Regions from separate parts of the Mus musculus genome. Here region 2 is linked to region 1. Evidence: chromatin loops called from intact Hi-C (ENCODE). Cell type or tissue: gastrocnemius. All regions are shown on one strand. Each heading gives the region's core, and the rest is flanking DNA. Links, peaks and the distances in the headings are about the cores only. Region 1 holds the start of Gm39819 (a long non-coding RNA gene). Region 2 holds the start of Gm36763 (a long non-coding RNA gene).

Region 1 (15,684 bases), core at 4,817-12,816:
GTCCCACCCACACTCAGGGTGCATCTTCCCACTGTAGCTGACCTAATCAAGAAATCCCTCACAGATGTGCCTCTTTAGTATTCTGGAGCCTGTCAAGCTGCCAGCGTTAACCGTCACAGTTTAGTGCATGATAAAAACATTGTCTTCTTAACCGAAGTAGAGGCCATGGAGGGGGTCTGAGTGCTCAGGCACACATGATCCATGGAAGGCATCAAAGAATCGCTGACTTAAGCGCCCGCCATAGAGGATCCTGTTTCTAGCAAATCCCAGCAAAGGCAAATCCGCAGAGACAGGAAGTAGTTTGAAGTAGGGTATAGAAAGATAGGGATGAAGGCTGACAGCTACCATGTGGGAGTTACTTTTGGAGTAGTACTGAGGTGACCATAATGACAGTCACAAACTCTGAGAAAGCATTGATATTTTGATTAATTGTATACATTAGGGGGAATTGATTGGCTATGAATTATATCTTACTAAGGCTGTTAGAGAAAAAAGGAATGGTTCCCTGATTAGGATAGGCAGGGAGGAGAAAGGGGCAGAGAGGGGAAGAGACTGGTAGGAAGAAGTAGGGAGAGGCCACTGGAAAGATGATGACGGTGGCTAGGCCCAGTGATGGAGAGGTGGAGCTGCTGAGGAGTGGTCAGGCTCTCATGAACTTTGAAAGACCAATACATTTGCCTACTTGTACATTTTATTAAGTGTGTGGAGGCCAGAGGTCAGAGATCAACCTTGAGTATCACTCCTCAGGTACAGTCTACAGGGTCTCTCACTGGCCTAGAATCCACTACAGATTCAACTGCCCCTGCCCGCCCAGCACTGGGACTAAGCGTATGCCATCAGTCCTGGCTTTCTCACAGGGTTCTGGATTCAAACTCAAGTCCTGAGGCTTGGGTAGCCATATTTCTTGCATATTACTCTCAGATGTATTTGTGTTCAGAGAGCCATCACTAAAGACTTTCATTTCTGATTAAAACATTTCTCAGAGTGACAAACTGAGTTCTGGGGCTCATGCCCAGGCATGTGCCAACACTCCAAAGGTGGGAAGAAGGGAGATGACATGGGAAACTGAGGTCAAATGAAGAGCACAGTGGTTAGGGCCTAAGAAAGTTTAATGAGTGCCAAGCTCCTCATGCAGGCAGGAGAGGCGGCCTCATTACATGTCCTGAATAACTGGTGAGGACCAGACTGTGGATTCATTAATAGCGGCGTCATGAGTGACCTTGAAGAAGATGGCTTGGGCAGGGTGATGTCTACAGAAATGCTTCTGAGACTCACGGGATTTGAGGAATGTAGATGAATGGAGACAGTGACCATTCAGAGTTGTGTCTGTGCCAATAGGAAAGAGAAGTCACAGGGATGGGTAAAGATGACGAGATGTTAGAGGAATACAAAGAGGAAAGACAGGGAAAGTTGCCTGGACAGGAAATGAGATGGGGCCCCTGGTGACGGCCACCAGCCACCATTGTGACCAGCAGAGGGACAGAGGGGCTCCCCTGAAACAGTACAGAGCTGGTGGAAGCTTTCAGTTTCCAGCTTGTCCTGCAAATGTCATTAAGCCAGAGCACTTGCAAGAATGGATGTCTGCATCAAGATGAGGCAGCTAGGCAAGGTATGGGGAGATATTAGCAAGGTTAGCAAGACGATGGCTTCCCCGTGGAGCAGGTCCTAGCTGGGATGAGGGGGTCCAGAAGAAGAAGTGCACTGGTCCCAGGAAAAAAGAGCCAGAGAGTGTTATACTGAAAGAGACCGCTGGCCAGAGGTCACTGCCATTTGAACACGATCCCTACAAGTTCACGTGGATAAATCATAGTTATCCAAATCACATGTTGATGGCATTGTGAACATGGGGCCTTTATTAGGATCAGATGAGGTGATGAGGGTGGTGCCCCCATACTGATAACGGTGGCTTTAAAAGAAGAGGTGCCTCAGCTGGCACACTCAGCTCTCTCCCCATTGCGTTATGTTGTAGCTGCAAGTCGTCACCAGACACTGATGGATGCCAGCACTATAATCTAGGACTCCCAGCCTCCAGAACTGTGATGGAAATAAACTTCTACCCCTTACAGACTTCCCAGTCCTGTGCATCTTTGTTATAGCAACCGAAAACAAATTAAGACAAAGGGTTGAGGAGATGGTATCATCAAAAAACAAAACAAAACAAAACCCAAAAAAACAAAAAAAAAACAACAGTCAGTGGGTCTTTTCTAGAAACTTTGAAAGATGTTGCCATGCTCACGTTTGACAAGCCACGATTCCATGCCCCGGTGAGTTCTTGTGGCACATGCCAAGGGGAAGGGAAGAATCCCTCAGAGTATTGGCCTTTGTAACTTTATTCAAGCAGTGCTAGAACAGTAACCAACAGAGACCTTGGTCAATTGCTATGGACACCTGAAAACTGGTCCTACTTGGAATCTAACCTCTCCACTACTTCTAGAAGTTTCACCAGTTAACAGAAGAAGAACTCAGGGTTCTACCCTCCTAAGCAGAGGACAGTCTTGGTGACGGGTTGTGGGTTTCAGTGTGAAAGTTTCCCAGGAGAGTATCTCCAGTTTAAGGTAGAAGAGGAAACCCAACCGTGGTAGAACATGATGCAAAGACTTGACATGAGTATTGATTGGTCCCTGTCTTTGTTATGCTTCTATTGCTGTGAGGAAACACTGTGAGCAAAAGCAACCTGAAGAGGAAAGGGTTTATTTCATCTCACACTTCCGGGTAACAAGTCCATCGCTGGGGGAAATCAGGGCAGGAGCTTAAGCAGAGCAGGAATTGGAGCAGAGGCTATGGAAGAGCACTTTTTACTGGCTTGCTCAGTCTGCTTTCTTATACAATTCAGGATATGAACATTGTAAAAACAGAGGTCACATGCCTCTGTAGGCCTTGTTGTTTGGTCCAAAGGGACAGCATGTGAGGTAGAAATACCACAGATGAGCAGCTGATGCCTGCTGCCCCAGCCAGCCCTTTTCAGGCACATAACGCCAGAGAAGAGCTCACTCGGGCTTGCAGAAAATGAGGTAGCATCAGGTCAACCCAGAACGATTCACATCGTCCAGCAGGGCTTGGCGAGTTGGGTTTGTTATTCTGCATCTCTGTGAGTCAGAGTTTTCAGCCTCAGTGTCATCCAGAGAGTCAAAAGCAATCTGAAGCTCAAAAGGCGATGTGAAAATCGCCGTGTCAGAGGCCACTCTGCAGTTTCCATTTATGAAGGTCCAATGACCACAGTCTCCTTGGAGAAGTTTACTGCTTGGGCACAATTCAAACGTGCTCTTTCTTTGACTTGCATACTCTGACTTTATTTCAGTTTTTGGGAAGTGCTCATTCAGTTTTGCAGGAGGAGCGCAGTCCAAAGAGATGGCAAAGAGATGGCTCTTCGGAAGTGTGATTTTTAAGTTCTGAGTACATCAGTGCGACTCAGAGCACACACAGATTAACTGCAGATGCTCCTCTGCCCACAGTGGAGCCCAACTAACCCCTCTGAAACTGCTCTACGTCATGAAACTATATATCAAGCCTACCAAACAGCCTGGAGTGCGGGCTCTGTCCCTTTGTGATCATGTGACTGACGAGAACCGTGGTTCACTGTTGCTTAATCTGGGGCAAAGAGCCAAATGCAAATCTATCATTGTCTCATTTTTCCTGTTTATGGTATGTATGTGAGCATACATGTGTTTTCGTGTGTCGGCGGATGCCAGAGGTTGGCGTCCTTGATCGTGTCTCCATTTTACGCATTGAAGGAGGGTCTCTCACTTGGACTCATCACTGACTATGTGGCTAGTCAAGCAGCCTATTTGTTCCAGGGCTCCTGAGAACTGGGGTTCTAGGCAGGCTCCATCTGCCCCACTTTTATATGGGTGTATAGAATAGGACCTCATCAATCAAAACATTGGTAAGGGAGGGACTGTTGCATGTGTAAAATTGCACATGTACTTATCTACAAGTATTTTTTAAAGATGATTTGATTTTATGTATATGAGAGTTCTGCCTGTATGTATGTTATGTGCGCCACATTTATACATGATGCCTGGTGGGGGGGACCAGAGGAGGGTATCCAAGTTCCTGGAACTGGAGTTATCAATGATTGTGAGCCACCATGTGGGTCCTGGGGACTAAACCCAGGTCCTCTGCAAGAACGGAGGTTAACTGAGTCATCTTCCCGCTATATGTATTTTTTTAATCAGGAAAAAATGAGGGTCCTTGGGATGACCTGATTCCCTCTTTTGTTCACCGAGGGGGCCTGATGTAACTTTGATGGGTGAGTACACCACATCTAGTCTGCACTCAGAGAGCTACAGGGGAGGGTTCACAGTCCACAGCTGGTACCCATTCCCTAGCCACAGTGGTTTATCCAGGGAGTGCACATGTGGTGTAATCAGTGTGTGTGGTATTTAGCATTAATCGACAGAATCTAGAACCACCTGAGAGGTGGGTCTCTGTGCAAACACTTGGGGGATTTTCTTGGCGTCATCAGTTGAGGTGGGAAGACCTCCCTGCTGTGGGTGACACCATTCTCTGGCTGAGCTCCTGATCTACAGAAGAGGAGGAAGGGAACGGAGTAGAGGCCATTCATCCATCCTCACTGTACTTCCTGGTTCTGGTTGTGGGCATGACGTGTTGAGCTGCTTTTAAGTTCCTGACTACTCACTACAATAGAGTGTACTCTTGAATTGTGGGCTGGAGTAAGCCATTTCTACTTTAAATTGCTTTAGTCAGGGTGTTTTATCCCAGCAACAACAACAACAAAATAACTGAGACAATAGTCTTCCATGAGATTGGGATAATGAGAACAACCAACCAACAAAAAATATCTTCCTTCCTGGCCTGTAAAGCTCCTACAGGAATCCTGGAGTCACTTATGTGAAGTGACTTATCATGATCCGAGAAGGAGGTCTCCACAGAAAAGAGCCATGTCAAGAGAGAAGAAATGTTTCAGCTCCACCCTATTATTGTAACAAATATTATGACCAAAAGCAATTTAGGGAGGAAAGAATGTATTTGATTTACACCTACAGGTCACCATCCATCAAAGAGGAAACTCAAACAGGAACTTGAAGCAAAAACCATGGAAGATGATGTTTGCTGGCTCACTCAAAGGCTCATGCTTAACTAACTTTATGATATAGGCCAGGATCGCCTGCCCAGGGAATGGTGCTGCCCACAGTGGGCTGGTTCCTCCCAAATCAATCACCAATCAAGACAACTCCCATAGACATGCCCAGAGGCCAATCTGATCTGTGAAATGCTTCAGTGGAGACTCCATTCTCAGATGACTCTAGGTAGGCTCTGTCAAGTTGACAGCTAAAGCTAACTAGAAAGGGGAAGGCACAGGCCTCAGCCATGACATAGTATGGGCCAGCTATGGCTACTGTCTCACTCCTGTGCCAGTACAGTTCTGCCTGTGGTATAACTGGATTTGTGTCTCCAGCAACCATACCTCGTTAGATCCCAACAGATACAGTGTCCCCCGCTTTGCGTATTGCCATGATACTAAGAAGAGTTTCCAAGCACTGAGGACCCCAGAGCTCCATTCCAGGAACGGTGGCCAGAGGAGCCCCAGGGGTGAAAAGCAAATTAAAAGAAACAAGTTAAACTCTGCCATAATTGTACTAAGGGAATACAGCAAACGAAGGAACACCACTTCTTCAAGAAAATCAATTAAATTTTGGTAAGAATATCTCAAGAAGAACACGAAGCTTTTGTACTTGAGCTGGAATCTGTTCTTTCTTTTCTGTTTGTAATTCTTACCAGTTCACCTTAGAGAAAGTCCCAGCTGTTGGAGAAGGACGAGAGGGAAGGAGGGGAGGAGGGAGAGGAAGGAGAGAAGAGGGTGAGAAGGGAGGATGGGGAGGAGGGAAGAGGGATGAAAGGGAGGGATGAGGGTGAGAGGGAGGATGGGGGAAGGCGGTGGAGAGACATTAAAGGGAGAGATGAGGAGACAGCTGAAAGAGGGGTAGGGAGGAGGATAGAAAGGAGAGATTGGGAAAGCATGGAATAGGGGATGAGGGAGCTTACAGAGGAGATTAATGGGGGATTGAGGAATTAGAAAGATTACTGAGAAAGACAAGAGAAAAATATGAGACATAGTAGCTGAAAACTTACTAAACTTGAGGAAGACATCAGTGTACATAGGCAAGAAACTCAAAAAGCTTCAAATACAATACGTGCAGAGAACCCAAAACATCACAGAAAAACGGTGAAATACGGAAATGTTGTAAAACAGCAGGATGGATGACTTGTGGTGTACAAAGGAGCCCATTCAGATAATGCTGACTTTTCATGAGAAATCACAGAAGACAGATGACCAAGAGACAGTGAACGGCCATCCACCAGGAATCCAATGTCTATTAAACTGTCATTCAAAGGTGAAATAGTTGTCCCAAATATTAAAAAGAAACTGAGAGAAATTGTTGTCAGTAGACCTCTTTTATAAGACACATTAGAAGAAAGTTTAGGGGGCTGGAGGGATGGCTCAGCAGGTGAGATCACTGCCTTTTCTTCCAGAGGTCCCGAGTTCAATTCCCAGCAACCACATGGTGGCTCACAACCATCTGTAATGGGATCTGACGCCCTCTTCTGGCATGCAGGTGTGCGTGCAGATAGAGTACTTAAGACATAAATAAATAAATAAATAAATCTTTAAAAAGAAGACTAATAATTTGAATATATCCACACATCCTATATTAATAATTAATGAAATTAATGATAATTTATACATATAGCACAAATGTAGTTCCCCTCTTTTCTCAACTGACTTTGAAAGTAATTATACAAAACACACTTATATAAATGTATCATTGAGTCTGTATCATCTAGAACTACAATATATTTATTTAACCATAATGTCACAGACATGAGTGAGAGTGATGTTACCACCCACCAGATAGTAAGTGAATCCACAGGCGTCAAGTAAAGTGAGCTGGAAGTAGTCAGTAAAAATAATGTCATTGTATCAAACTATAGGCACATGCTCTTCTTTCTCAGATTCTTTAAGTATCAAATAATGTGAAGTAACGATTATAAAATGCATTCTTGGGCAAGAATATGTAGTTAGTAGCATTGTGGTCCTTCGAAGACACCAATGTCCTAAGCCCTGGACTCTGTAAATACTATTATTTCATGGTGAAGGAAAGTTAGATCAGCTGACTTTGTGATGCAGAAGCCTCCTGGATAAGCCAGGAAGGACCAACACAATCACAAGTGGTCCTAGAGATAAAAGAAGGATGCAGAAGAAAGACCTGGAGAGGCAGCAGCGGGAGACATCCTTGGCCTGATGTTGTTGGCTTTGAAGATGGAGAGAGAGCCTCATGAGCCAAGGAATGCAGATGGCCTCCAGAAACTGAAAAGGCCAAGGACAGATCCTCTGTAGAGTCCCCAGAAGGAGCAAAGTCCTGCCAACTTGATTCTAGGTCAGCAAGACCCACTTCAGATTTCTGACCTCAAAAGCTGCGTAAATTATATTAGACAAGCTGCTAACTTTACAGCAAGTTGTTACGACAGCAATAGAAAGCTAATACAAGACACGGAGCCATCTCAGAGAGAGGGATGGTGGCCATGCCAGGGAGGAGTAACGTCTTTACCTCAATGGCGTTAAGTTCCTATATGTACAATTCTGATAGGTGAAGGTGTATATGACATTGGAGAGGATGTTGCCAACATGTCAGGATGGGAAATGACAAAACATTGCCTTTCCATAAAAGCAGAGAACAAACTGGTAAATCTGTCAGAATCGACTTCTAGGGAATGCCAAAATTTAATCAGAAACGTACAAAAGCTGAGGGGTACTGATGAGTGAATAAGGAAGCTGCTGGCTTTCGGTGTGTGTTAATTCCTGTTTGCCACACCCTACTCTCCAACTCAAGAGTTCCAGAACTATGGTAGCCCATGTGACCAACCCAGTCCACAGTACCACAGAAAACAATAAAAACCTTATTTCCAAAGAATTGTAGCCATGGGCTTCTACAGTGACTTGATTTGTTTCCCCTGACTAGTCATTTCCCCAGGGCTGAAGTAAGTTCCCTGATATTTGTCAAACAAATTTAAAGGAAAACATATGTGAGCCAATTGGGGCAAAATTCAAAAGATAAGGCAAGCAATGTGATAAACAAATCCAGGGGTTTGGGGAAGAAGAGGTTGGAGAACAGGAACTTTGAAAAGTTCCCTGTGTGGACAGGGAATCTAGGAAGCCACATACACGTAGATAGAAATAGAAAATGACAAAATGGGGCCTGGAGAGATGACTCAGCAGTTAAAAAAAATTGGCTGCTCTTGCAGAGGACCCAAGTTCAGTTCCCAGCAGCCACATGGTGACTCACAACCTCCTAGAACACTAGTGCCAGGAGGTCTAGTGTCCTCTTCTGGCTACCACAAGTACCAGGCACACACACTGTGCACATACATACATGCAAACGGGCAAAACACACATACATCTAGAATAAAAATAAGTAAATCTTTATATAGAAAATAATTAAAAATCACAAATCAAATAAACCTAAGAGGCACGTAGAATGCCCTATACCATCAGAGGAGAAGAAATATCATCTTCGTGAACACAAGTCATTCTCTGCTATAAACATCAGTGTCAGGTCACAAAACAAGTTTAAGTATTGAAACCATACAAAGTATCTTTTCCAAACTGGAGGAAACAAAAGAAACTTTACAAATGTGTGGAATCTCAATGAATAGTTTATTCAAACAATTAGGACAAAGAAGAAATTGTAAGATGAATTAGACAGTCTATTGAGACAACCATGAAAACAAACCCCCAAAGTAACCAAAACTCATACAAAGGCAGAGCCCAGAGGGAAGTTTACAGCTGTAAACCATCATGTTTAAAAAAATAAGGAGGAGCTACATCAAAACACAGCTTCACACTGTAAGAAGCTAGGAGAGTAAACTCGGAGCTAGTGAAAGAAAGAGAAAAACAGGAACAAAACAGAGAACAATAGAAAAATACCGAAAGTTAGTTCTTTGAGAAAGTCAATGAGATTTACTATAATAAAAGCTTGAACTCCAAAAATGAGAAAAATACTCAGGACAGGATTAGCAACCTTGTAGAGGTAAATGAACTACCAGAGAAAATGCTGGATAACCACACACTGACAAACCGTGCAGGACAAAGTTAAGAAGTTTCTAGGAACCGATTACTATTGACTGAAGGCGAAATAGGAAAATTGAACAAGAGATTGACTAAGAAAGGTATTGTAAGACAACTACAACCAACCTCCTTTGTGAATATAGAATAAAAAATTCTCAATAACGCACTAGCAAAATGATTCCAGCATGATATTAAAGGGATTATGTGCCATAATCAAGTAGAGTTTACCACTGGAATGTAAGGATGATTCTACATACAAAAATGAATCCACATATTCTACCACATTCATAGAAACGAACTGTATGATCACCTCAATTGACACAGAAAAAAATTTGAGCACGTTCAGCATTATTCATGATTAGAAAGAGACTAGGTATGGCAAGAACTGCCTTAGTACGGCAAAGGCATCCCAGAACAGTCCGAAGCAAGCATCTCATTCAGTGGCGATAACTGAACTATTTTTTTAAAGAAATCCACTTTTACACAGCCATTAAACATGTTGCTGAAAGATATAGGCAGAGCAATTAGAAAGAAATTAAAAAGCATGCAAACTGGAAAGAAACATTTGTAAACTTCAAAGTAGAGCATTAGTTAAATACTCTACAATACAACCACAGCTAGCAAGTTCTAGAGGGAAAGATCACACTCCTGAGGGGATTTGTTTGTTTGTTTGTTTGTTTGTTTGTAGCAGTTGAAGTGGAGGTTGCTCAGCCCATCTCATGAACCATGTGTGTGGTGTGTATGTGAGAGGACTGGCTAATTGTCCCAATTAGCTTTAACTGTCAACTTGACACAGCCCAGAGTCACCTGAAAAGGAAATCTTGATTGAGGAATTTCCCAAATCAGGGTGGTCTATGGACATGTCTGTGTGTGTGTGGGGGGGGGGTATTGTCTTGACTGTTAATTTTGATGTAGAAGAGCCCAGCCTACTGTGGGTGGCACCATTCCCTAGGTAGGTGGTCCCAGCCTGGAGTGAATCAGCAGGCCACATTCCTCTACAGCTTCTACTGTATCCTTGACTGTGAATGAGTTCCTGCCTTGACTTCTCTCAGTGATGAACTGTGACCAAAAACTGTAAGCCAATAAATCCTTACCTCCCCTAAGTTGTTTTGGTCAGAGTGCTTTTATCATAACAACAGAAGAGAATTTAAGACATTGACTTTTAAAAACATCTTAAGTGGTAAAATTTACAGCACCATTTATTTTCATTGAGACTGACCATTTGGGTGAGGTGCAGTGGTAACTGGGAGTTAGCATAAAATATTACGTGCTGGAAAGTATTTGTTAAAGTGTGGCAATTCTGGAAAAAAAAACATTTTTTATTATGAGTCTTTTGCTTCCATATTTCCCATGCCATATCAGAAAGATCAAACCATTGATTAGGGATGGCTATTATCTCTGAAGCTTCTGAAGAGCTGAGCAAGGGTGATGGGCAGGGATGGGAACTTGTTTGTGTTACAGATCCATCATAGTGGCATGGGACCACAAGGCATTAAAAGGCTTGAGAGACGTGCAGGGAGGAGTGGCTGCCTCAGGGTAGCATTGTATGGAGCTCATTGGTGACACGTGCAGAAGCCAAAGCTTGGTTACCCATATATTTCTTGGATTAGAAAGTCCAATTAAGAGAGGGAGTCTTGGGGCATAAACATTAGTCACACCCTTTGTCCTGTTCTGGGAGGCAACAAGGGGGTCTTAGGAAGAGTCAGGCCTGGGGTCTGAGAGCCGCAGGTTCCCGCCCAGTGTTGAGGCCATGGGGCACACAAAACCACAAATACCTGAGGGAGAAGAGGACTTGTGGGTGCAGCATTTCTTTGGGGGACAATGAAATTGTTTTAAAGTTGACCCGTTACATAACTGCATTCCTCATCTGTTCACCAAACAACAAGCTGTGAAACACGTTACAGCTTCTCATGGGCATAGCGACTGTGGACGCAGCAGTGTGCCGTTCTAGGTGCCTGGAGTCGTTAGAGACTGTCTGAGGTGTCCAGATGCACTGGGCCGTGTGCAGATGTCTCCGTATTTTATAGGAGAGACTCATATTTTGGAATTCTCAGGAGTCCTGACACCAGTGCCCTGCAGCTATCATGAGATGATTATGTGCTGAAAGACATAAATTTTGCACCTCAAATGTCAGGATTGCAGCTTAGGTGAAGTCCAGCTCAATAAACCTATCGAGGAGGGAAAAGAAAAGAATGGCCTCCCCTTGATCTCTTATTCCTCAGAATCATTTCCAGGTAGCCTCCGGCCCCAGGTAATATTTCCTGGGTCACCGGGGTGGCTGCCCATACTTTAAGCACCAAATAACAAGTCGCTTAGGTCTTTTTTTTTATAGCTTTTTAAAAACTATTCATACATTGAGTAGTTCTTTGGTTATAAAATTATTAATTAACTAACCATCTCTCTCTCTCTCTCTCTCTCTCTCTCTCTCTCTCCCTCCCTCCCCCCTCTCTCTCTCTCTGTGTTTATATGTGGATGTGTGTGCATGTGTACACTTGTGATTTTTTTTGTGTGTGGGTTTCAGGGTCTATGTAGATGTCAAATCGCAACTCTGCAATTACTTCTCTCCCACTTTTATGTGGGTTCTGGGATCAAACTCAGGTTCCCAGGCTTATACAGCAAGCACCTTTACCTGCTGGGCCATCTTGTTGGCCCCCAGGTCCTGTTTCCTGCCGCCCTGTGTTCCATGGGACAAGACCCTAGGAGGCCACTGAGTTAGTTGTCTTGTCATCAAGGAGAGTAAGAGCTAAGTGACAAATCTTGCACCACCACTCGTAGCTGTGCCTGCCTGAAGAGAGACAAGTGTTACACTCAACTAATTTATGTAAAGACCTGCTGCTCATATTCCCACAGTCCACACACACCTTCCATATTGCCCCCACTCGTGGCTTCTTCCCATACGGTCCTGGCCAGATGAACTGCTGAGATATCCTGTATTCCTGCTCACACCAGGGAGATAGCAGAGACTTCGTATCCATCCTGTTTCAGTAGAGGTGATGTTTTATCCATTCACCCACCCATTCCTCATAGAGACTTAGCTAGCACTGGAAGCCAGAAGGCATCAGAGAGGCCCAGGTTCAAATCCCAGTATCTCCACATTCTAGCTGTGCCACCTCCAAGCCTTTTATATTTACAGATGTGGGCTCTTCTATCTCCCTCAAGCTCTTGGGAGACAATCACGGTGAAATTCACATCCACATGATACCAGAGCCAGGCAGGGTTTGAACCTGTTGCATTTCTGGCCAGTAGGAGATCCACTTCAGCACACAGCCAATAGAGAAATGACTGTGCAGCACAAAGAAATGGTATCTAAGCTTCCCCCCTGCATCTCTTCACATTATGAATAAAGCAGGTAGATCAGGTCTGAGAAACCTCAATCCTCAGACAAAAGTAGAAACTACACCGAGAGAGCGATGTGTCTCTGCTAATAGGAAACGAGTGTCAAGTTTTCCAGGCATCTGTCTGTGACCTGTGCTTGGCCACCAGGCTTGGCTCTCCAGCAGGGGCACCACACTCAAAGCATTAAGGAAAACAGTCTTGCCATTTCTCAAAAGGTTAAACACCCTGCATTTATTTAGCTTGTTTTACTTCACATCATGCCTTCTTAGTTCCATCAATTTTGCTGAACAGTAATACATTACTATAGTACAATTTATACATACTAATTCTATAACTGTTAGGGTTTTTTAAAGATTTATTTATTTATTATATGTTAGTACATGGTAGCTGTCTTCAGACACACCAGAAGAGGGCATCTGATCTCATTACAGATAGTTGTGTACCACCATGTGGTTGTTGAGATTTGAACTCAGGACCTCTGGAAGAGCAGTCAGTGCTCTGAACCGCTGAGCCATCTCTCCAGCTGTTAGTTTTGATTATAAGCTTGCTACAACCTAGAATCATCTGGGAGGAGAATCTCCGGGAGGAATGTCTACATTGGGTTGGTGTGTGGGCATATCTGTGCAGAATCATCTAAACTGATGTGGGAAGATCCAGCCCACTGTGGGTGGCACTATTCCCTAGGCAGGGAGTCTCAAATTGTATGAGCAGAGAAATCACACTGAGCACAAATAAGCAAGCAAGCAAGCAAGCAAGCAAGCAAGCAAGCAAGCAAGCAAGCAAACAAGCCCATGAATACCTATGTACTTGTTTCTCTCTGCCATAGGTTGTAGATGTAGTGTAACCGACTGCTTGAAGTTCCTGCCTTGACTTTCCCAAAATGTTAAACTGTAACCTGGAATTGGATGTGGAAATAAAACCCCCTTTCTCACCCAAACTACTTTTTGTCAGGGTGCTTTATCACAGCAATAGAAAAGAAACTAAAGGCCATGTTAATCTGAAGTAGTTTTTTTTTTAATCTAAAATTATGTCTTATAGGTTAATCAGGAACTTACCTGGGCTCTAGAAACTCTCCTCTTAGGTATATGCCCCAGAATAAAACAAGAAGATGGTTACACACAAACTTGTCCATACTGGCCTCTGAGGAGAAGCTGGCTACTCTATGCCTGTTCTCCGACAATTCATGCTGCGGCTAAATCCCTATCATGAAGCACCAAGAAGGTAGGCACTTAATCTGCTGTAAGTGGATAGAGTTGGCACCTAGGAGATGATTAGGATTAGATAATGTCATCAGGGTGGATCCTCAGGTTAGGACCCTGGTGTCTTTATAACAGAGACAGAAGACAGAGGGACGCGCATGTTCTCCCTGCCTATCGCCATGTGTTCCCTGTGCTGCCCCAGGACTCTGCAAGCAAAAGGGCATTGCCGTATGCAGCCCTTTGACCTTGAACAAGAACTGTCAGCCAAAATAAGCCTCTTCCCTGGGAACTTCTCCAGTATGTGCCAGTGACAACAGAAAACAGACACTAATCAGAAAGGAGATGGCCCAGGGTGGAGACACTATACACAGAGGTGGCACCAGGGGGCCTGGGGGCAGGGATTGTGAATGGAGGCCTGACCCCAAGTACATCACTGCTGAAAACTGAGCTGGACCACCCAGCCAGTGAAACCCCCAGGTGAACAGTCCCACCCTATGCTGCTTCAGAAGAAACCAGGAGTCCTGAGAGAGGTACGGAAGCCGAAGAGACCTGTCCCCTACAGTCCACATCACGGTTTGTTCGTTTGTTTGTTTGGTTGGTTGGTTTGGTTTTTCGAGGCAGAGTTTCTCTGTATAGTCCTGGCTGTCCTGGAACTCACTCTGTAGACCAGGTTGGCCTGGTCTCAGAAATCCGCCTGCCTCTGCCTCCCAAGTGCTGGGATTAAAGGCGTGTGCCACCACTGCCCGGCTGTTTTTTTTTTTTTTTTAATTCTGAGATTTCTTGGGCCTGGAGAGAGAGCTCAGTTGTAAAATGTTTGATTAGCTAGTGCAAGGACTTGAGTGAGATCCCCAGAACAAACGCAAAAAGCCTTGCATGGACCTGCTTGTAAGTCTCAGCACCAGAGAGGAGACAGGCAAATCCCTGGGCTTGCTGGACAGCCAGCCTAGCCGAACCAGTGAGTCCAAAAGCCGTCAACAAAGTGGACGGCTGCCCTCTGGCCTGCACAGGCGTGCATGCTCATACACACACACACACACACACACACACACACACACACACACACACACACACACACACACACTTCTGAAATTTCTTACACAATGATGTATCTTTCATTTTCTTTTGAAAAGAACCACAAAAGATCTGTCAGCGCTGATCAGTATCCTCCTACCAACAATGCTGGCCAGAGGGAAGGTTTTCATGGGTTAAAAAAAACCTTTTATTATTATTGTCACTATTATTATTGCTACTACTACTACTATTGGTGTATATGTGGTTTTGCCTGCATGTATGTCTGGGCATTACTTGTGCAATGCCCATAGAGGCCAGAAGAGGGTGATGGATCCCCTAGGGCCAGAGTTACAGATGGTTGTGAACTGCCATGTAGGTGCTGGCCTTTGAATCCAGGTACCATGGAAGAGAAGCCGGTGATCTTACCCATAGAGTCATCTTTGCATCCCTGGGGAACAATGCCGTCTGGGTCCTTTGGATTAACCCTCAGCCCTTGGAAGTTGGAGACTGATCTCTATTACTCATAGCCTTCTTTTCTCATACAATTCCCACCTAAGTTTTGATATTATATGGTGGCTTTTATGATCATTGGATTTCCTAGGTGTTTTCCAAGCTCCTTTGATGGTTTTAATTTACCCACAAATTATTTAAGAGATCTCCTCTAAACTTCTAAATAATGGGGATTTGTCCTGGGCAAGAGATGGGGAGAAATCTTATTAATTTCTAATTTCAAGGCACAGTGGTCAGGAAGCAAGAGGTGTCTCATAATTATTCATTGAAATTTCGTGAGATTTGAACCTGAGCAATAGATTTTCACAATGATGTATATAAGATTTTCACAATGGTGTATACATGATTTTCATAGTGCCATATGTATAATTTTCACAGTGCTACCTATATGAATTTCACAGTGCTACATATATGAATTTCACAGTGCTACAAGCATGACTTTCATGATGCTGTATATATGATTTTCACAATAGTGTACATGAGCTTGAGAGAAACTAGAGACTTTTTTAGCAGATGCAAAATTCATCTGTTCTCATTAAA
Region 2 (15,684 bases), core at 2,643-10,642, 150 kb after region 1:
AAGACGGACGGATCCTTAGATGTTGATCATCAGTGAACTCTGGGCTCAGTGAGAGACCTTTCTCAAAAATAAGGTAGAAATGCCTGATGTTAACCTCTGGCCTACACACACACACACACACACACACACACACACACACACACTTCAAACAAAGAAAGAAAAGATGATGTCAAGAGGAAAGACACCACCTCCAAATCCAAATTATTTTTCTTGTTTGCACAGTAAGAAATTTAAACCCTTTGACCCCATCTTCCTGTCCGGGCATCGTTCTGAGTTCTCTACCACTAGCAACCAAGACTGATCTTGGGAACCGGAGAAGAGCACCTCTGGGAGCACCCTAGGTGAGTCTGCAGGATCTAGCGGTGATGGTTCACCTTGTGTCCTTGTGTCCTGGGTGCTAGGTTCATTGACAGGGAGGCGGGAGGGTGCTCCCTCAAGGAAGTCTACAGGAGCAAGGGGGAACCAAACAGCCTTTGGGTCAGTTAAGATGTTGAGTGGAAAAGTCCAAATCTTGAGGCAAGAGATGTGGAGTCCTGGTCACCAGCCTGCAGATGGCCAGAGGGAGAAGGAGCCGTGAGAGCTAAGGACCAGGCTGCGCTCAACAACTGCTGGCAGGAAGAGGCAGAAGAGAAGGCTGAGAAGGTAGAAATCCATGGAAAACAGCAGAGAGCTGAGTCTAGGGCATAAAAGAGAAGGAGTCTGTGGTCTGTGAGCCCAGGAACCCGTGCAAGGTTCTGGTAGCTGCCCAGATTAAAAAAAAAGAGTAGAGTAAACCAAAGATCACTTGCCTTTTGCCAGCCTGGTCTCTTACCTCCAAGTTGATTTATCCTGTCGTTGTCGCTGATGGAGAAGACAATGACGATGACGATGACGATTTCCTCACCAGCATCAGAAAGAAACACGTCTCCATGCTTCCACCATGGACTAAGGACCAGTGGCTCGCCAGGAACCTGCTAGGTTTTCAAGCCAGATAGGGAATGCTGAGGCATCCAGCCACCTGGCTCTCAGCCTCATGGATGTCATTTGGCTCTTTTCGATATTTTAACATCAGCTGACTTAAACTCTCCAACATGTGTGTGCTCATCCCTTTGGGTGTTCTCTGGAGACCCTAACCCCATTGGTTAGCTCCCTTCTGCTCCAAACTTAGACAGCAAATGCTCCTCCAGGCATGCAAAGACACTCCCTCTGCTAGTTTAGCTCCTGGGTGGTTTTCACAGCTCATTAGAGCCACCAGAATCAGCCTGGCCTCCATAATGAGCTGGTGTTTCCTTACAGAGAGATGCTTCACCCCTAATGAGTTGCTATAAGCACACACCCACTGTGGGTTAATAGTAGGGAATTCACATATACGATAGATTCAGCTAGTTGAATTTGTTTCGGTTTGGTTTTTGTGTTGAGACAGGATCTCATGTAATCCAGACTGGCATTGCACAGATGACCTTGAACTCCTGACCCTTCGCCTCCACCTCCCAAGTATGACATTGCAGGCAGAGAGCCTGGGGGGGGGGGGTCTCCCTAGGGAATCCTGGTGGCAGGTGAAAGGGAATTCAGGGGAACTTGCACTGCTCCTGCCGCCGCAGTGGCAGCCACTTTGAGGACTACACATCAAGCCGGCTCTCCTGGCATGCACCAGGAGGCCGAAGCAGGATGAACACTGAGTCCAGGAATTTATGGAAATCAGTTCTGTCCTTTCACTGTGTTGGTCCCAGGGATGCTGCTCAGGTCATTAGACCCAGCAGCAGGTTCCTTCCCATACTGTTGCAGGAGATCTTGTCTTTAAACACATACAAGAATACAAAGAACTGTGTGGAGCGGTCAATGCTTTGCAGAGACCTGATGACACCATGTAAAAGGACAGCCTTGCCCAACCCCACACTCCCAGTGTTCACAGTGCAGGCTGTATCCAGGTGATGCTCCTACCAGACCTGGGTGTGTCCCATCAGGAAGCCACTCTACAGTTTTTCCGGGTTCCTGTGCACACAAGTCCGTCTGTGTGGATGAGAAAGCTTAGAACCCCAGGTACATTTACCTCTGAGCCCAGGGACCACACTACTAATGGGTTGTCAGGTCCGTAGGAACACTTGCAGACATTGCCCTGGTATGGCCACATGCGGCTGAGCTAATGCCATGTCTACTGTGCCTGCCATCTGTAGCTCCTCCCAGTCGGTGACTCCATCCAAGCCCTGCACCCTGGCTCTCCGTCCACTTCCTAAGCTCCAGGGGATGCTGGCTCCGGAGCCCTGTTCTGGAAAGCTGTGTTCCCTAGAGAGTTAAACCTGGAACCCACCATCGGGACATTGCACGGCTGACAGCTCAGACTGCTCTTGCCTCTTGGGCCCCTTGCCAAACTGACTGATTCATGCATCTTCGAAAATAAGACATATTTTCATGCCAGTTGCTACATTTATTAAGGAGAAATGTGTTTAATTGACTGGCTTGGAACCTGCCCTCTTGTCAACAGGACAGCAGCTTGGCCTCCTCCAAATTCTTCTCAGTCTCTCCTGGGTCAAGGTCAAGAGCTCCTGACCAATAGGAAGTCTGACCACCAGCTTGTCTTAGGGAGCCCACACCGCCCCTCCCCCACACCTGACTGCCACCCTGTTTCAGAATCCTCCCCTTCCATCTTGATTCCATAATCCTGAGGCTCAGGCAATTAAAATAAAATATCCTTATAGTCTCTCGATGTTTACTCGGCCAGCTGGTAATGCGCTAGGCAGGATCATCTCTGTTACATAAAGGAAAAGAACAAAGAATTAGGAATATGGAAGACATTCAAATGTCTTAATTAGTGCTTCCATCTGTAAAAAGAAAAGAAAAATGTTTGTCAGGAAAAGCCACGCCCAGGTACCTATCTTGGGAAGCCTAGGGTCCCCCGAAGGTCCCATTCAGTCTGCAGCAGCATGGAAGGATGCATGGATATCGCGGTCCACCCCAGGGGAATGCTGGGAACTTGGATGTGAGCTTTGTGTGGATGCTGGGGAAGGAAGCACAGCGAGCCAGACCTGGGAGTGGATGTGGTCAGCGCTGTGAGTAGAACCAGGGACAGGAGCCCGCACAGTCTACAGCTCCCACAAGTCTTGGCTGCACCTCCTACCCAATACCCACACCAGTGGTGGACCTTGGGCCTGGCTGGGGAAAGTCTTGGAATTCCAAACCTCCTCTCTCAAGACCTTTTTCTGAGGTCTCTTCAGTGTGTTCACTGCCACATGGGCTCTAATATGTACCTCAGAGGCCCCCTCTTTATTTCAAGCCACATGCATTGCCCAAGGCTACCCCAAGACCTAAGGAGTGGGATAAAGAGGGCCAAAGAGCCAGACTGTGCATGGTCTCCAGCCCTGCTCCTATCTGGTCACACTTACCTCTCTTTAAAAGGACACAATCCCAAATGGCACCAGGCCCAGATCTATGCCAAGAGCACTCCCCAAGGCTCCAGGATCATCTCATGAGCAGAGACTGCTATTATGCAGAAAGGAGCAGAGCTTCGACTAAAACCCTCTTAGTCCAAAAAATTCTGAGCTTCACGGCACAAGGCATATGCAGTGGGCTACAACTTCAGCCAGCAGCTGACGTCAGCTGCTGTGCCTGGCCCAGGTACCCCTGGTCTTTGGGTGGGTGCCCTGAACCCACATCTGTGCTTCCTGGCTCTCTCCTCCCACAGTTCCCCACTTCCCCCAGCATCTGGTACCCACATCAGAGCAGAAGCCCATTACCTACCAGCTAAACATAACTGGATGAGGCTTGTCCACTGTCTGAAGCGAAGGACACCTCTCTTGTGCGTGAAGGAATGAGAGAAGCGAAAAGTGAAGCTGACACAGATAGCCTCTGGCTTCCAGCTTGTGGGATTTAACGGATCAAGAGGTTTCAACTATGGGAAAATCATTCTTTCTTACAATACATTCTGAGCTAGTGCCACACAGAGTCCTCTGAACTGGCTTCAGCCAGAACCTGCTTTTATGTCTTCTATCTTCCAAAAAAAAATGTCAAATCCACTGAACCCTTGGGGAGAGATAGATTCCCAGGATACCTTGAGCTTAAAATAGCCAAACTTCTACCTTAGTCAGTGAATGTGTTGAATAGTCTCAAGAAGTCTTAACAATGCCCCTTCCTTAGAGGAACGCACAGAGGGAGGGGCAAGCGTCGGCCATCATAGGGCACTGTGGGAACACTTGGTGAAGGTACTTTTCCTGCTTAACTCTGGGAAAGAGTAATTGCCCCCGGCTGGGGACAGCTCTGCGGAGGTGATGATTTTGGACATGGCTTTTTAAAGATTTGTTTTGTGGTGTCTGGAGAGATGGCTCAATGGTTAAGAGCACTTACTGCTTTGGGAAAGGACCCTTGTTCAATTCCCAGTACCTACATAGAAGCCATAACCATCTGTAACTCTGGCTACAGGAGGTTTGGCATCCTCTTCTCTCTCCTAAGGTAGTAGGCACACGTGTATATGGTGTGCAGACATACATGCAGGCCAAACACCCATACACATAAAATAAAGTAACAATTTATTAAAAGTTTGTTTTCTTTTTAATTTTGCAGTCATGTGTTTGTACACAGGAGTGCAGATGTTGTGGATGGCAGGAGTGGGTGTCAGATCCTCTGGAGCTGGAGTTATAGGTAGCTGTGAGCCACCTGACATGGGTGCTGGGAACTGAATGCTGATCCTCCTAAGCTCTGAGCCAGTGTGACCCTCCCTGGTCTGGAGAGAGAATTTGGAATTCTCTGATCTGGAAGGAGAATTTGGAAAGCCAACCAGAACATACAGGGAAAAACTAGAACAAGAGAAGAAGAAAGACAAATAATTGCTATGCTGAGCTGAATCAAGGCTGCAAGTGGATCATCAATCAGGAGCATCTCTCAAGTCGCAGCAAACTGGTCCTACTTGAACCAGCCCTGCACTGCAAAGCGTATGTATTTCCCTCCTCTAACTTTTAATGACTTATCTTCTTCCCTTTTCTTCCTTACTAAGCAGACTGACATTTCCCCCCTTGCGTTACACTTACCTGATAGAATGATCGATGATGGACTGCACATTTACACGTGAGGTGCTCTGGTCAGGTCACCATGGAAGGCAAGGAGGCCTCAGGACCTAGGACTCACCCCTATACCCAAAACACGGTGGAAAAAAAGAGGATGGGGAGTTAGGCAAGAGAGAGAAGCTGGGTGCTGGAGTTTGGATGAGATTTAAATAAAGTCCCTTCCCAAAGGCTCATGTGATGGACGCTTCGCCTCCATTGTTGGAGACTGAAATGATAAAACTTTTCAAAGAAAAACACGGCCTGGAGAGATGGCTGAACTTGAGAGCATCTACTGCTTTTGCAGAGGACCTGACTTCAGTCCCCGGGACTCACTCCAAGCAGCTCGCAACCAGTGTGACTCCAGCTCCAGAGAATCTGACCTGTCCTCACATCCGTGGACACCGCACTCACATGCACGGATGTGCGTAGGTACACATAATTATAAATATGTTTTTAAATTTATTTTTACTATAAATAAAAATATTTTTAAAAAGAAAATAAGTAGGTTGTGATGGTACATCACTCTCAGGAAGGATTAATGTAGGTATTCTGTGACCGGATTAATTTCTGAGAAAAGAGCTTGCTAAAGGAGCTTAGGGGACTTTCTGCTGGTAGCTGCTTCCCTTTGCCCTTCTCTGCCATGCTGTGATGGATGGCAGCGTTAGGTTGTCTGGACCTCCAGGGACCAGACAAATGAACCTCTCTATAAACCTGTTTATAAGTGTTCCTGCTTCCGGTACTTTGTTATAGTAACACAAAATGGACCAAGGTAGGGTAAGAGAGAAGTGGGAGATAGACTTGCAGGTGGACCCATCCACATGTTCACATTTACATACTCATTCCTCACAGGCACACAGTACTCTTGAATTTGCTACAATTTGCTACATAAAGTTGCTGTTCATCTTGAGAGCCAACTATGGAGAATGATGATGTATTTCATTAAAAGGTACTTGGTCAGTCCTGCTTCATCTCTTGCCCCTACAGTAATTCCACTGTCACTGGCACCCTGTGGGTTCCCTTCTTCTGCACACAGCCTTCATTCAATTCTCTCCCTTGCCTATATCCTGCCCAGCCAGGATTTTGTCTTCCTCGGTAAGGTTCCAGGTTAGCTGGTCTAGGCCTTTGAAAGCCACAGAGGTGGAAGAGGCAGGACTCAGATGTGTGGCCTGATGCTCTGCTGATTCTCCCTCTGTCCCTTCCCAGACCCCCTGGCCTGTGATGGGCTGGGAACAGTTGCTGAGTGTGATAGTTCAACTGTCAAACTTGGCACAGACCGAAATGACGTGCAAAGAGTCTCAGTAAGGGACCATTGCCATCAGGTTGGCCTGTGAGAATGTCTGTGGGTGTGAAAGTATCTTTTATTCTCCTGGCATAATTGTCATCTCCCATCTGATAACCTAGGCCTGGTCCTGGAAGCTTCTAGCCTCTGTACCATCTAATCTATGCCTAGAATGTTTTCAGCCTCTGAGATTTGCTGCTGAATAAGCTCACCCTTTCTTGTTCTTTCTGATCTCTGGCTGATTCAACTCAGCTGTTCTGGCTCAAACTCCTCTCTAAGCTGATTGATTCAGTCTGGCTTCTCTCTTGGCCTCTCCTGAATTGCTCTGCTTGACCTCAAACTAGCTCTAGCAATCTGTTCTAATCTTCTGATTCCTTCTGTCTTTACCTGTGTCTAACTTGTTCTTTCTTCAACATGTCTCTTCACTTCAACTCTCCCAGTAAAACTGTCTCCTTCTCTTTTTCTTTTCTGTGGTGCTCTCTTAAGCAGACTCTGTCTCCTGTCCTCATGAGAGTTTGGGCATATCCTATCCCTGACTCATTCTGTCAGATCTTTCCCTGACTCATCACACTGTCTGACACTCAATTAGACATCACTTTCAAGCGTGGATACATCCTTTTACAAACTTTACCTTCATTGTTTGGGATTAAAGATATGTGCTAAAGGCGTGTCTACAGTCCAGCCAGAAGAATTAAAGGTGTGTTCTAAGGCAGAGCCACACACACCACAACTTTCTTAGAAACAGCTTTTTTTTTTTTTAACAAATAACACAATCTCAGGGTTCACTGTGTGATCAAATATCCTGCAACATGGAGGGATTGTCTTGACTGGTTTAATTGATGTGGGAAGACCCAGCCTAAAAGAGAGCGCACTCCTTATTCTGACCCCAGACTACGTAGAAGTAGAGAAAGCCAGCTGAGCAGCAGGCATACATACACTCATCTCTGCTCTTGACTGTGGATGTGAGATAGCTCTCTGCCTCAAGTCCCTGCCAGCCTGACTTCCCTGCAAAGACAGACTTGTGAGCAGAAATGAACCTTCCCCTCACCAAGTTGCCTTTTTTTTTCTTTCAAAAATATTTCTTGATTAATCATCGTTGTCTGTCTATAAGAACTGAGAATGCTTGCTTACATTGGATAACAGCTCTAAGAGAACAACCTGAAAAAGTTTCACTTGATATTGGAAACTATGAGAATGGTTTACAACTATCTGTGTTTGTGCCTTTTTAAGTGTTTAATTGTTTCTTTCATTTTTGAGATGATAATATAGTTACATTTTTCCATTGCCTTCCACCAAACTCTGCCATCTACTGAAGCTCCCTGCTCTCCTTTAAATTCATGGGCTCTTTTCCCATTAGCTGTTGTTACATGCATACACACACATACACACACATTCGCAAATACAACCTGCCCAGTCTATGTAATGTTATTTGTATGTATGTTTTCGGGGCAGACCATTTGGTATTGGGCAAACAGTATGCTTGTCCCTTGAGGAAGTCTATTTCTCCAGCTCTCCACAGCCCTCAGTCGCCTGCAGTTCTTTGTGTAGGGTTGAGGTTCATGGGTTTCCTCTGCCCTCACACTGGCATGTCTATTAGTATCCTTGTTTAGCTCACATTTAGGAAGTCATGGTAGTGAAACTTTATGGGGTTAGCCTCTGCAATTCCTAGGAGATACAATCTCACGTAAACTCCCTGTTCCTTTGGTTCTTTACAATCTTCCTGCCCACTCTTCCACAACATTCCCTGAGCCTTAGGTGCGGGAGTTGTTCTGTAGATGTATCCATTGGACCCCAAGTTGGTTTTTGTTGGAGTGTTTTATCCCAACAACCGAAATGAAGCTAGAACCCTGGATCATCTTTGTCCAGACAGTCAAGGAGTGAGACACCCAGTGGGCACAAGAGAACAGGTGGGAGGCTTGCCCATGTGTGAGTGAGAGCTAGCATGGGACACTCTTGACCCCACCCGAGAGAAGGGATCTTAACCCGAGACTGCTCAGAACAAGGGTGGCCAGCCTGAGCTAGGGATGTTTCTCTTTCCTCCTCCCCAGCTAGGGTGGTTTTCTTTGGGCTGATTGGAGCCAAGAATAGGCTGGAAAAGAGACACAAAGCAGGCAGAACAAGTGGCCAGAGCTCTGCTCTGTGGAGACATCCTAGTTCCAGCCTGTGGCAAGACAGCATCCTAAGTCAAGCTGACAAAAATGGCTGAGCCTTGCTCCCTGGGTGGCCAAAGGCAAAGGGAGAGACTTCAGCTGGCCCTGCAGAGGACTCAGGAGCAAGAAGCCAGGCTCGGACCCCTGCCCACAACCCGTGGCTTAGCTGTGGACTGCCTGAAGTCACCACCAGAGGCAGGACCAGCTGCTGATGAGGTGACAGTACCACACTCCCTGGTGGTCCAAGCTGGGTCAGAGTTTCCCAAGGCCATCTGGGATGTGAGTGACCAGGAGAAGCTGGCCCAGCCCTGCTTGAAGGAGTGAGGTTATTTCTATTGCAACGGAAAAAACCAACACCCAAAGGAACAGGACGCTCCGCCAGGTCTGCAGTAACCAGCTTGTCCTCTGGGCTGGCCAGCTCCCAGCAATTAGAAGAGCTGAGCGGAGCAGGCCCAGGACGCAGCTCCCACCTCAGCCTCCTCGTCCTCCCAGGATCCTGGCAACCTGACAGCCTTCCCAGCAGGCCTTGCGCTTGTCGGCCGGGATGGCTGAACTATTGGTGAGAGAGCCAGCAGGGACTTGGCATCTGGTGTGACCGCTGCTTCTTGGTGTCCGTGACCTTCCCAGACAATCTCTTTCCTGAGACTCCATTTCATCATCTGAAAAATGGGGGCATTTATGCCCCAGCTACTTTGGGTACCAGAAGCAATGGCACAAAGAGATGCACAAGGAGGTGTGATTCCCACGTGTGCCTGTGTGACCAGAGTCCCTAACCTGAACTCTGAATGCTCCAAAATCTAAAGAAAGATGACACAAATGGAAAATTCCATACCTGGCTTCGCACAGCCAAATGCAAACACACAAAGTATATGGTGCAGAGTGACCTGCAGGTCTCATGTGTGAGGCTTTGAATGTGTTATCAATGTGTTTTGTGCATAGACTTGGATCCCAACTCTGAGATATATTCCTACGTCCCTACATCTAAGCACACATTCCAAGATCAGGATCAATTGTTTTCAAATATAAAAACATATGCAAAATCTAAAGCATTTTGGTTCCCAAGCCTGTCTGACAAGAGATAGTCCACCTATGTTATCAAAAGTGATTGCAGACCCCAAAACCATTACCTAGTACTTCTGCTGTGTTCACCTGAAAAATGACCTTGAAACCCAAAGGTGTGCCCTCCAGGAGTGTGGCGATCGGGGAGGCCCAAGCCCTACTGAAGGTGGCATGCTCAGCTTAGGTAGCAAGGGTCAGGACGTTTCCTGGTTGCTGAACCCTTGGCCTGTATTTGACCAAAATGGCCCAGAAGCTGGAAATGGTGAACACACATGATACTGCTACTGGAGAGGCAGAGACAGGAAGAGTGTGCATTTGAGATCAGCCTGGTCTACAGTGAGTTCGAAGACAGCCTAGGCTACATAGGGAGATCCTGTATTTTAGAAAGAGAGAGAGCCCAGATGTCCAAACTTTGTGTATTCTGCATCAGCTTGCACCCCACTGATGGAGTCAAGAAAGACCAGAAAGTTTCCGGAGATCTTAATGGAGGAGAAGCAAAATGAGGCATGGGGTAAGGGAGTGCCAGCCATCTCATCTTCTTGTGAGCTGCACGCCATATTAATGGCCTATGTGCACACAACTTGCATAGTTCCAAGCTGCCACAGCTCTCCTTCCACTCTCAGCCCTGCATTTGGCCACCATCTGAACCTCCAGCAACAGGGAACCTCTTATTCTTAATACACTTTTTTAATTTCTTAAGTAGAAGAGACAGGGTCTGGGGATGCACCTCAGTTGGCAGAGCACTTGCATAGCACACGTGATACTCTCAGGCGACGCCAAGTAGCACATAAATGTGGTGTGATGGGACACACCTGTCATCCCAGCACTCAGAAGGAGGAAGCAGGAGGATCAGGAGTTCAAGACCATCCTCAGCTACAGAGAAAGTTGGAGGGAAGCCTGGTCTACAAGAAACCCTGTCTCTAAAAAGTGAGGCTGCTCCAATTCCACTTAGAAGGGGAAACAAAATAATCATGGGTGGCAGAGGGAAGGAGAGACTTGAGTGGGAGAGGGGAGGAGGAGGAGAAAGGGGGGCAGGATCAGATATGTGGGAAGACAGGAGAGAAGCCCAGACGGCCAGGACTACAAATGGAAATGTGCTGCTATCGGAGGTGGAGGATGGGGTTGGGGGAACATCTAGAAAGTCTCAGAGACCCGGGATGTGAGAAACACACAGGATGCAATGTGGGTGACCTTAGCCGAAATGCCAAACAGGGAGGAGATGAAATCTGAAGAGACCACCTCCAGTAGTAGTTAGACAGGGCCACCAGTGGAGGGATGAAGGCACCAAGCCGCCTTCAAAGTTTTGATGCAGAATTGTTTTTGTCTAAAAGAAATGCAGGGACAAAAATGAACCAGAGACTGAAGGAATGTCCGACCAGTGACTGGCCCAACTTGGGATCCATCCTATGGGCAAGCACCAAACCCTGACACTATTCCTGGCACTATGCTGTGCTTGCAGACAGGAGCCTAGCATGGCTGTCCTCTGAGAAGCTCTACTAGCAGCTGACTGAGACAGATACGTGTAGTTACAGTCAATGATTGGACTGAGGCCAGGGACCCCTATGGAAGAGTTAGGGGAAGGATTGAAGGAGCTTAAGGGGATGGTAACCCCATAGGAAGACCAACGGTGTCAACTAACCAGGACCCCTGGGAGCTCCCAGAGACTAAGCCACCAACAAAAGAGCATACATGGACTGGACCGAGGACCCCGACACATATGTAGCAGAGGACTGACTCCCTTGTCTGCCCCCAGTGGGGGAGGATGTGCCTAATCCTGTAAAGACTTGATGCCCCAGAGAAGGGGGATGCCCAGAAGGGGCACCACATTTGAGATGTAAATCAAGCAAGCAAGCACTGGAATCAAACTCAAGTGTATGGACTGCAAATGGGGTGTCTACTGCTTTGTCCAGAGTGGTTTTCCCTTCTCTGACCACCCAGCAACCATGAGCCTACCCCCATCCACTCCCTCCTTTCTTGTCGATCATGTTGGGCTCTTGAAGAAGGAGACTGAGTTCGGAGTCTCTATCCCTTGAGAGCCTCTTCTTAATCTGTTGATTTTCTGTCCTTTCATTCTCTCTGAATCCCTTGCCTGCCAGAGCCAACCCTCAAACATTTGATGGGGTTTCTTTGCATTTGGAATATGTTATCCTAGTTAATTTTCTATTGTCATGACAAAAGACAATGAACAAGGCAATTTGTAAAAGAAGCATTTAATTGCTAGCTTGCCTCCATTTTTAGAGGGTGGGGCCCTGACCATCATGGTAGGAGCAAGAAGACAAACATGGTGCTGGAGTCGTAGCTAAGAGCTTACATCTGATCCACTGCCATGAGGCAGAGGACTAGCTAGTTAACTAGAATATAATTTTTTATATTCTATAACTTTTGAAACCTCAAAGTCCACCTCCCAGTGACCCACCTTCTCCAATAAGGCCACACCTCCTAATTCTTACCAAATAGTTCCACCAACTGAGGACCAAACATTCAAACATATGAACCTTTGGGGCCATTCATACCATCACAATATACTTGTGAAACTGGGACTTTAGGTTTTATGGTTCATTGGCATTGTGGGATAACTGCAGCAGGGGGCAGGGGTGTGCCCAAGCCAACTCCTCACGAGCCTCAAAGACCCAGGGGCAAAGGGAAGCCAGAGCATCGTTGTTGGACACCACCGGGACCCTGTGGCATCCATCTGACTAGAGTTAACTGGTCTTCATCCCCTGACAGAACCACCAGAATTCCTTTACACAAGTTTCTTGGACTATAAATGGTAGACATCAGTGGCCAAGTGGCACCTGCATTGCCTGCTGAATGCAATGCCCTTATGAGGACCGAGTACTGTCCTTCTGTTGACTTGATATACTTGAGTCAGAGCAAGATTCCCTGAGACCAGCCCATAGAATCAACCCTTCTCAAGCACCCTCCTACTCAGCAGCACTGGCTCATAATCAAGTCCATGGTACTTTTCCAACTGGTCCCAAGCACCCACAGCTGCAGCTCCTGCCTCTCCAACATCAGAGAATGGGGTTAGATCTACAGTCTTGTCCTGTGCTACAGTGGGGATCCAGCAGCTGAGCTACTTGGTGGACCTTGAGACATAATTTCAGAACCACATCAATAAAGAGTCCTGGGTACGGTAACCACTGGCAACAGTGACCATAGACATGGTTCTTCATCTTACTCCATTGTCTTCCCTCAACCGACACCAGAGCCAGGAAAGTGAGGAGAGTGGGAAGGGTGGAGTCAGCAGGGGAACTGAACCACACCAGGGCATCAGGTGCCCAATTGGCAGGCACCCCACCCCCAACTCCTACCTGTGCTTCCTCCATCCCACTCCACACCCACCCTGCCAGGGTCAGGTGAGTGCAACATACCTTATACTGGTAAATTATTGTGTGCTGTTTGAGCTCACTGAAAGACAGGCTTTGGAAGATGGATTTCCCTCTCCCATTTCACACCCAAGCATGCTTGTCTCAACGTGTCCTCTGAGGCCCATTGTCGGAAGATAGCATGCTCCTGTCCCAACTATGTCTGGCACAAAAGACAAGTAAAACAGTCTGTGGTGGTTTGAATGAGAATGGCCCCCATGCCCTCACATATTTGAATGTTCAGTTCCCGGTTGGTGGAACTGCTTAGGAAGGATTAGAAGGTGTGGCCTTGTTAAAGAAGGTGTGTCACTGAGGGCTAGGCTTTGAGGTTTCAAGAGCTCATTTCCGTCTCCCTCCTTCTCTGTTTCTCTCTCTCCTTTTCTGCCTGCTTACCTTCAACTTGCAGATCAGATGTGAGCTCTCAGCTACTGCTTCAGTACCGTGCCTGCCTACAGCCACACTCCCCTCCATGTTGATCATGGGCTTACCCTCTAAAACTATGAGAGGGCACCCAATTAAATGCTCTCTTTTATAAGCTGCCTTGGCCACAGTGTCTCTTCACAGCAATAGAAGAGTAACTAAGACACATCCGAGAGTAAAAGCACCGTGTCCTTAAGGACAACCAAAAGGTGAATCCTCTCCAGTAGACATTACTGTTGTTTATCCCATGACATCTCCCTGCAGAGGGAGAGAGAAGACAAAAGCCACGGGATGCTCAGTCAAGAACTCAAGCCAACTGCCTCAGTTTCCCCAGCCTGTTTGCTGAATGTTGTGAGCACCTAGTTTGATAATGCCTGGCTATCTATTGGTCTATCTCTTGCTCTTTATTCTTTCAATTTGACCCAACTATTCAAAACAGAAAATATGGCTATCATAGGTCATTCTCCAAAATAGTGAAGCAGTTGGCCAGCAAAACATCTGGGTCAGCTCCCATGGCTATGAAAGACTATAGATGATAGACAGGCAAAGGAAGACAGTAGAGTTTGTCTGGTGGGTGATAAGAAGAAGAGAAGAAAGTGGGCATCTACAGGGGTTGGTCTTAGCATCTGGGGGTGACCACTTGATAGATCCACTGTGGCCAAGCAAGGTACCTGACACAGCACATAGTGTGGGGGAGGGAACCTATTGGCAGCTGCAGTATGCACATCTGTGATAGTGTCTCCAGTGTCACTTCTGACTTGTACATCAGCTCTGTGAGGAAGATATGCTGCCATTCCCAGTTCACAGATGAGGAAACTGAGGCACAGAGACAATGACCCTTGCCCAACGACCATGCTTACAGGCCTGGCCAGCTCAATCCAGATCCTGTACTCAGATCACCAATAGGTTGGGCCAAAGCAGGAGAGGTGCCTATGTAGTCAGGGACTTGAAGACAACCCCCCCAAAAAAAGAGAGATAATGGCAGACAGCAAGCAAAGGAAAATGAAACCTGCAAGTCAGAGGAGACTTAGAGGATCCTGTGGACAGCAAGATCCACTGTGGTGGGAGACTCAGAAGACACACTGAGAGGATGTCAGTAATGCCTATACTAGGATTAAGTCCCAGTGTCTTCCTGCTAAGGTAGTGGCTCTCAATCGCTGGGTCACTGATCCCTTTGGGAGTGGCATATCAGATACTTACATTACAATTCATAACAGTAGCAAAGTTATAGTTATGAAGTGGCAACAAAATAATTTAATGGTTAGGGGTCACCACATCATGAAGAACTGTATTAAAGAGTCACAGCATTAGGAAGGTTGAGAACCACTGTAATAAGACTTGGCAGTGGCTAAAAGCTGACACAATTAGACTTGGCTAGCCCTAAGGCTCCCAAGTCGCCCTGTGCTTGTGTCCCTGACAAGCCCTGATCAGAAACTTGACCTCTAATTTTTACTAGATGCTGGAAGCCAACCTGCTGGTACTGGCAACTATCTATCCTCCCCCAAGGGTGATTTATCTGTTTTCTGTTGCTATAATAAGCCTTCTGAAGCAGACTAATTTCTTAAAGGGGAGAAGTTTTTTTTAGCTCAGAGTTCCTGAGATGCAAGGTCCAAGATGTGGTGGCCCTGTTAGTTTAGTCTCTGATGAGGCTGCAACTGTCAAACGTGAGAAAGGAGAAGGAAGGCAAGATTAAATCCCAAAGCAAGGCAGCCAAGACTGCAAGATGGCAGCCAAGACTGCTGGATGGCTCAGTCTAGAAAGTGCTTGCTGTATACCCAAAAGGACCTACATTTGGAGAGCAGAGGCTACCACGTTGCGGATCCACCAAAAGACATCACAGTGGTGCATTCCTGTAACCCTAGCATTGAGGAGACAGAGACAGAAAGATCCCTGAAGCTCCTTAGCCAGATAGTCGTCTAGCTGAATTGGGGCACTCCAGGTTTAGTGAGAGACCCTGTGTCAAAAAATAAGGTAGAAGGTGACTGAAGAAAACACAAGACATCTGCCTCTGGTCTCCATGTGCACCCACATGTACATGTATATATGCATACATATCAACATATGCATCATATCATAGAGGAGAGAGAGGAGGAGGGGGCAGGAGCTAGAGCAAGCCTGAGATACCAGGTCCAGGCGTCTTTCTCAGCTATCTACCTCTTCTTTTGAATCAGCTCTAGACTGGCCTGGAGTTTGCCAGAGGACTAAGCTGACTAGCCAGCGAGCCCTAAGGACCAGGATCCCAAGTGCACAATGTCATGTCTTGCTTTTGTTGTTGTTGTTGTTGTTTTCTTGTTCTTGTTCTTGTTCTTGTTCATTGTGTGTGTGAGTGTGGTTTTCTGTGTGTTTGAGTGCAAGCACCATCAGAAGCCACAGAGGGTGTCAGGTCCCCAGGGCTG

The links. A loop is a pair of places that touch in the nucleus more often than their neighbours do. Peaks named below come from ENCODE experiments on the same cell type or tissue, not always from the same donor. Only the 100,000 strongest peaks of a DNase experiment are listed, where the experiment ranks them.
Region 2: a loop joins it to region 1, with 19 times the contacts of the local background. A loop is called at or near these places in 2 of 42 quality-filtered maps.

The regions. Positions count from the first base shown.
Region 1 is chr11:50,688,052-50,703,735 of GRCm38, reverse strand. The region is part of intron 3 of Adamts2 (a disintegrin-like and metallopeptidase (reprolysin type) with thrombospondin type 1 motif, 2); the gene reads right to left. Gm39819 (a long non-coding RNA gene) reads right to left here and starts at 5,847. Exons shown (of 2, transcript XR_879828.1): 1 at 1-5,847. In gastrocnemius, for the core only: no CTCF peak of the experiment used is centred there; no DNase peak of the experiment used is centred there.
Region 2 is chr11:50,533,537-50,549,220 of GRCm38, reverse strand. It overlaps Gm36763 (a long non-coding RNA gene), which reads right to left and starts at 4,323. Exons shown (of 3, transcript XR_388623.2): 1 at 3,715-4,323; 2 at 2,849-3,002; 3 at 1,504-2,725. It overlaps Gm46259 (a long non-coding RNA gene), which reads right to left and starts at 1,441. Exons shown (of 2, transcript XR_001780128.1): 1 at 812-1,441; 2 at 1-676. In gastrocnemius, for the core only: no CTCF peak of the experiment used is centred there; DNase peaks (open chromatin) are centred at 3,576, 8,586 and 8,925; H3K27ac peaks cover 565 bases.